Regions from separate parts of the Homo sapiens genome. Here region 2 is linked to region 1. Evidence: chromatin contacts called from ENCODE Hi-C or POLR2A ChIA-PET data. All regions are on one chromosome and are shown on one strand. Each heading gives the region's core, a stretch centred on a gene start or an enhancer-like site at or near the end of the contact. The rest is flanking DNA. Distances are from core to core; before and after follow the strand shown. Region 1 holds the start of SDC1 (syndecan 1). Region 2 has its middle 16 kb from the start of HS1BP3-IT1.

The links. Hi-C counts contacts between places; a loop is a spot of excess contacts on that map. ChIA-PET counts read pairs that join two places held with the same protein, here RNA polymerase II (POLR2A). Pooled maps may share reads with other maps.
Region 2: a loop to region 1 is called in a map with no recorded cell type, with 2.4 times the contacts of the local background. The contact joins the enhancer-like site here to the promoter of SDC1 in region 1. A Hi-C loop is called at or near these places in 1 of 168 maps with a recorded cell type or tissue (mammary epithelial cell), 2 of 37 single-sample maps with no recorded cell type and 2 of 50 pooled maps. POLR2A ChIA-PET finds 5 or more read pairs at or near these places in 2 of 52 experiments (PC-9 and WTC11).

The regions. Positions count from the first base shown.
Region 1 is chr2:20,223,586-20,226,692 of GRCh38, forward strand. It overlaps SDC1 (syndecan 1), which reads right to left and starts at 1,545. Exons shown (of 5, transcript NM_002997.5): 1 at 1,217-1,545. The coding sequence starts at 1,282. RefSeq lists silencers at 1-111, 522-981, 1,002-1,061, 1,102-1,521, 1,582-1,961 and enhancers at 1,513-2,192, 2,193-2,872.
Region 2 is chr2:20,575,124-20,578,230 of GRCh38, forward strand. It overlaps a transcript of HS1BP3 not described here. Among named protein-coding and RNA genes, the nearest start is that of HS1BP3-IT1, 16 kb to the right of the region's middle. RefSeq lists enhancers at 41-541, 1,649-1,788. Within about 2 kb of position 1,693, at least 10 of the 41 ENCODE cell types and tissues checked have a DNase peak (open chromatin) inside an H3K27ac peak, as active enhancers do.

The DNA.
Region 1 (3,107 bases), core at 295-2,794:
GCCAGCACCGGGCGCGGGGGCTGGGGAGGCGAACTCGGGCGGCAGACTCGGGCACCGGGCGGCCCGCGCTGACACCTGGCTGCGGCCCAGGTCCCAGCCCCCGTCAAGGCCGGCGTTACGGGGCTGTTCCCAGGAAAGGGTTACAGGGGCCGAGAACAAAGCGCCCCCATTGGGGAAGGCGGGCTAGCGGCCGGTGGCCGGGGCGGGAGAGCCACTTTCTGGGGACCCTCAGGCTGCTCTTTGTCGGCCACGTCCCTCTTTAGTGGAGCGTCAGCCCCGCTGAAGGTGGATGCTGCATCCCACCCAAAGGCCTCTTACAGCCCCGAGCTCCACATCTGCCCCTCTTTTCTCCCAGCTGCACTGGGCGGGCCAAGGGACCCGCCTTCCCTCCGCGCGGCTTCAGCACAAAGCCGAGCCGGGGAGCGGGAGGCCATTCCCGGGTCCCCTCGCGTGGAAGGCGCCTGCGCCTCGGCCGTGCCCGGCACGGGAACGCGCCCTCCGGGGCCAGCTCAACTTCAGCAGCCCAGAAGTTGGGCTCCTCCGGGTCTCCAGCGTTCCGAGGCCAACTTCCCGGAACCTCCCGCTGCCGGGCCGGCTCAGCTCACCTCGAGCCGCCCACGGCAAGCCCGAGGGCCCTGCAGACGCTCGCCCGCGCCCCCCACGCAGCCCTGGCCCGGCTCCCCGGGCCAACGCGGCCGCCTCCCGCTCCCGCGCCGGCCGCGCTGCGCCCAAACTTGCCCTGGCGCAAGGGGCGGGGCGCCCGGGCTCGGCGGCGCTGGGGCGCAAGCCCGCGGGTCTGGTTTGAATTAGGGTCTGCAGGGGGGGCGTTGTGGCCGCGGTCACTGCATCCCCCCGGGTCACCGACGGGGGCCCGGCCGCCGCGGTGGCCGGGGCGAGGAGGGTGGGAACGGGCGACCCCGGGCGCCGCTGTGGGCTGGCGGGCTCCGACAGATGTGGAGACGTTTTACATAATTGAGCGCGGGGCCCCGGCCCCCCACCCTCCCCAGCGCGGGACCGGTGCGGCACCCACCGACAGCGGAGGAAATTGGGGCTGGAGCCCTGGTCTCGGGGCTCACCGTCCCGGGACCCGCTGGGCTAGCGCGGGAAGAAGGGAAGTCTTCGCTCCCCCTCCCCCTCCACGTGCACCCGCCGGCATCCGCGGGTGACCAGTCCCGGCTTCCCGCCGCCTCCCCGCCTGGCCGCCGGCCGCACTCACCGGCAGGGCCGGCTGCAGGCTCAGCGCCAGCGCGCACAGCCAGAGCCAGAGCGCCGCGCGCCTCATGCTGCCCGGACCGGCGGCGGGAGAGCGGCAGGCTGCGCGGGTCGCGGCTGCGGGCCGGCTTCGCGGGTTCCGCTGCTCGATGCTCTCTTGGGCGCCTGCCCAGCGCGCCGCTGTCCCAGGCGAGGGCTGCAGGGTCCGCCGGCTGGAGTCCGCTCTCTACTGCCGGATTCCTCTCCGCTCGGCTCGGATTCGGCCCGCACCTCTCCCGCCGAGCTCCGCCTTATAATAAACCCACAGGCCCTTCCTTAGCCGTTGCAAAAACTGGCCCCCCACCCCCAGCTCCGCCAGGTCTCCCGGCCAGCCCCAGTCCACACCCCCCAGGACCCCGCCCCCCAGCCACCCCTCCCGGCCCCTTCGGAACGCCCCACCCCCGGCCCGCTCCTAAGGTTCTTGCCTGCTTGGCTCCCGCTCCTCCGGTGGCCGAACGTCGCTTTCGGGAGCTGTGGTCCCCGCAAGCCGCGGTTCCCGGCCTTTCAGCTCGGCTGCTCCCTGGGTGGTGGGGCCGAGGCGCACCCCCTTCTGCCCGGGCCCGGAGTGCGGAGGCGCAGCCCGGGAGAGGGGCTGAAGGGGGGCAGGCAGTCCTCGGGCGCGAGTGTGCAGCGCCCTCTGGGCGTGGACGCGGAGCGCGCTCCAGGTGCGCAGGACTCCTAGCTCTCTTGGGGAACGCTTTCTGGGGCAGGGCGGGGACCCGGGGGCGATGGGGCCTTCAACCGACGGGCAAACACACACAGACACACCCCGGCTGTCCTCCAGCTGCGATGCGGCTCGCTGCGCCCCGCCGGCCCAGATTCTCCCGTACGCTCGCGTTCTTCCTGCACTCCACAAAGTGCTGGAGACTTGGGGCCTTAGTTTAAACAGCTGCACCCGCACGGAAGGGCTGCAAGAAAAAGGGGGACGGGGGCGGAGTTCGCAGCGTTTTTCTGTGGAAGACAACGCCCTCTCTCTTCATCTGAGCTAAAAGGAAAAATAAGTAACTTCTTTGTTCCCCGGTGACCTCGGGCACGCGGATCTGAGGAGCACCGTGCAGTTGCTGCTCCTTCGAGATCCCCTGCGAGGCCCTGGGCCTCAGTTCAAAAAGCTGTGGAAGGCCTGCGGGTGTAGGGGAAACGGCCGAGAGAGCAAAGGGGAAGAACCGGACGGGCCCTGCCCACATCTGGCAGGCAGGAGAGATGGTGCCAAACGACCTTCGCACCTGGGCCCTGAGACCAAAGATGGCGTCGTCCTCCCCTGTCTTCCCTAGGCGGAAGGCAAGAACTTGGGTCGGCCTGAGCTGGGGACCAAGAAAATATCGGGAAGTGTCCAGTGTTCCTCTTTAAAAGAATTAAACCTTCCTGGGCCACGCAGGGACTGACCGTGGGACCCTGGACTCTCCTCCACCTTCCACCGTGGAGCAGGCTCTGGAGCCGAGCAGCCTCCTGCGTCCCCATCTCATCCCCCCACTCCTCCTCACAGCACTAAAAGATGATGGCCTGCTTGTACCCCTGCTCCTGAGCACCTGTTTGACCTCAAAGAGCTCTCGCTTTTGGGGTGTCCGTCTCCCCAAGTCTGTCTAGGGGGCAGGAAGACCTTCATCAGGGTTCTTGGGGGCCGATGTGGGCTCGCTGAGTGCCTGAGTGATGGATGGTCTCACAGCACGGCACCACGGAGGTCCAGCCGAGCTCGAGGAGTCCCTGTGGATTAAAAATGCCCTTTTCGAAGGTTCTACCTCTACCAGAGGGTGGCTCCACAGATCCCTTCAACCCAGTATGGTGGAAAAATAGGAATTTTGGAATCTTACCTTTCTCTACTGCTCACAACAGAGGAAACTGGGGTCAGGGAGGATTTG
Region 2 (3,107 bases), core at 443-2,942, 350 kb after region 1:
CATATTGTTGTTGGGCATTTGTTTGGATTTCTCTGGAACTTTTGGAACAATGGGCTCTGGAGTTTTGTCCTGTGGTCATTCACACCCTCAAGGGAAGCATTTGCTGAGCTCTAGGCCTCGTTCCAAGGGTGAGGAGCCTGGTGGGACATTTACCTGAATCAGGGCCGCAGCCTGGACAGGCAGGGCTAGGGACAGGAAGGCCAGAGACACATAGTGTCAATCCCTGAGCCTGGAAGCCCTAGTCCAAAGCCTCCTGGGCTTATTTCAACCCATCAGCTGACTCTGACAATCAGAAAATACCAAAAAGGGCCCACCCCTTCCTCTCTAGCTCTGACACTCCAAGACCCTGTTTGGTCTCAACATGCAGCCCAGTTCCCTGGCTGCCCAGCCACACTCTGCCCACATATTTTAGACTCCCAAAGGGTAGTAAGTCCCTCTTGCAGCATCCCTGGAGGCCCCGCCACATGCCAGGTGAGGAGCCAGGCACTGGGGAGAAAGCCACAGTGTGCCTCCTGCCTCCTCCCCTCTCCAGGTTTGTGCCTCAAGGCCCGGCATTCCTTATCCACGGGCCTGGCCCATGTGCCTGGGCTCTTCCACACGGGGGCCTGGCAGCAACGCCTCTGTCTCCTTGGTTCCACCCCCCCCCCCCCCTTCAGGCTACCCCAGCAAGGGAGGACAGGAGCAGCTGGGAAATTAATTTACAATGTGAGTGACTGTTAGGCCCTGATACCCACACATGAGGAGTTGCTTTTTAAAAGGTAGCTATTTATAAAAATGAATGCTTGAGAAGTTCCTGACAGGCAATGGGGGAAGGGGACTGGGGAGGGGGACCTGAAAAACCTGTCCCACCCATTTCCATCTTTGTTTTGTTTTGTTTTGTTTTTTGAGACAGGGTCTTGTTCTCTCCCAGGCTGGAGTGCAGTGGCATGACCGCAGCTCACTGCAACCTCAATCTCCCGATCCTCCTGTTTTAGCCTCCCAAGTAGCTGGGACTACAGGTATATGTCACCATGACTGGCTAATTTTCTTTTAGTTTTTGTAGAGATAGGATCTCACCGTGTTGTCCAGGCTGGTCCTGAACTCCTAGGCTCAAGTGATCCTCCTACCTCGGCCTCCAAAGTGTTCTGGGATTATAGGTGTGAGCCATTGCACCCGGCTATGTGAGGTTTCTTTCTGCTCAATCTTTGCCTAAGTTGTTTCCTTCATATGGACTCTATGTGTTCCTCCTCTTTTCCTGTCCTCAGAGAACCAGCTGGAACCTCACCTCCTCTGAGAAGCCTGCCCAGTACAGCTCCTCCTGCCACTGAGGGCTTAGCTCAGGCGTCCCGTTTTCCATGCTTTGCAGTCTTATCTCCTCTCTGGCCTGAGACCTCCCTGAGGCTCTAGTCTAGAGCCTGAAAATATCAGAGGAGGGCTGGAATCTGCCACATTCTAGCTACACGACCTTCTCTCTAAAGTGGGAACAGGATCGCCTCCCTCATTGTACTGTAAAGTGCCTGGCATATGGCAGGTGCCAACAAATACTGCTACCCCCAGAAGTTCTGAGAGAGACGGAGGCCTTGAATGGTACCCTTAATGGGGCCCACAATCTAGGGACTTTTTATTCCACAACAGAAATGGAAGTTGACCTGTCACACTGAGTCTACACTATTTCTTGGGTCTTGCCTGCCTCCCGGAAGCTGAACTTATCACCAGAGGGACTATGCAGGCTGAAGTTTCTGTTTCTGTTTCGGTTACGTATAGAAGCAGTTGCTTTCTAAGAATTGAAGGACACCTAGTCATATCCTTTTGGTCAGTGGCAAACAAATGATGGGGAACAGAATTCCCACTTACAAATCTTTTCCCATTGGGATGTCTAGGATGGATGGTTCCTGGGAATGCCCTGGGAATTTACCTGGGAAGAGTATTTACAAGGAAATTTATGGGAGAATTTACAAGGGAATTGCCGTTTGAGTTGGGTTTTCAGAGTAAACAAGGGCTTGTCACTGGGCCTAGATGGAGATGTGGGGTGGCCCAGGGCAAGTGAAGGACTTGGGGTTCCAGGGAGATTAAGGACTGGGGGCATGACACACTGATATTCATGTACAATTGAGTTAATATTTCCGTATCGGGGAGGGCCTGGGAGCTGAGTGGGGAGAGGGTGGGAAAGGGGGACCCTCCTGATGGACCCAGGAGGTTCAGTCCCAGCCCAAACCCAGCCCTTCAGAAAGACCCAAGGCTAGTAGGCCTGGACTCCTTAAAAAGCTTCCCAACCATTGGCTGGGGAAGAGCATGATTCTTGGGGTTGTTTTACCCCAAGGGCCTTGTCCAGGGCTTCCTTTGAAACAAGTGCAGCGATCTCCCAGAGAGAAGTTCTAGACCATGCAATCTTCCTGTCTCCCTGCATTTCCTGTGACATGTTAGCGGCTTGGAGGTGTCCCCCCAGCTCCACCAGGGGCATAGGAAGAAAGAGCCTCCAGGCCCAAGGTGAGGGGCACCTCCCAGCACCGCCATCTGGGAGCGTAAGAGTGCCTGTCTGTGGCTGCAGCCTGGGAGGGAGAGAGGGTCCAGAGATGGAGGCAAGCAGAGGCCAGACCAACTCAGGCCGGGTGCATGAGCTGGAATTGCCAGGCCTCTGAACCTCAGGCTAGGTCGCATTCTTGGAGCAGCAGATTAAAGTATGAGGGGGTATTGTCTAAGCTACACTCCCCGGCACTGGGGCTGGATGGGGATTGGGCTTCCAGGGTTCTGTTATACTGATCAGATCAATGATTCATATGCTGATGTATCAGAACCACCTGCAAACACATTTCCAGGCCTGCCTCAGGGCACTCGTTCCTCAAGCCTGTCCAGTGTGACTTCAACCCCCTTCACAGCTGAGTAGGTTGTGGCCAGGGGCCATGGATCTGCAAAGACTGAGTAACGTGCCTGATGTCTCATCATGATCCAGCCGGCTGGGGACCTCTGGCATGGAACACTCCAAGCTGCATCATGTCCCCTCAGGCAACTTGCTGATCCCTGGCAAGGGGTGCAGGAAGCAGGCTCACGTGGCTGTGCCCTTGAATCAGGGCTCGGGAGAGTGGCACAGGGTGGGGGTGGGAACAGCCTCTCTTGACCAGTGCCTAGCG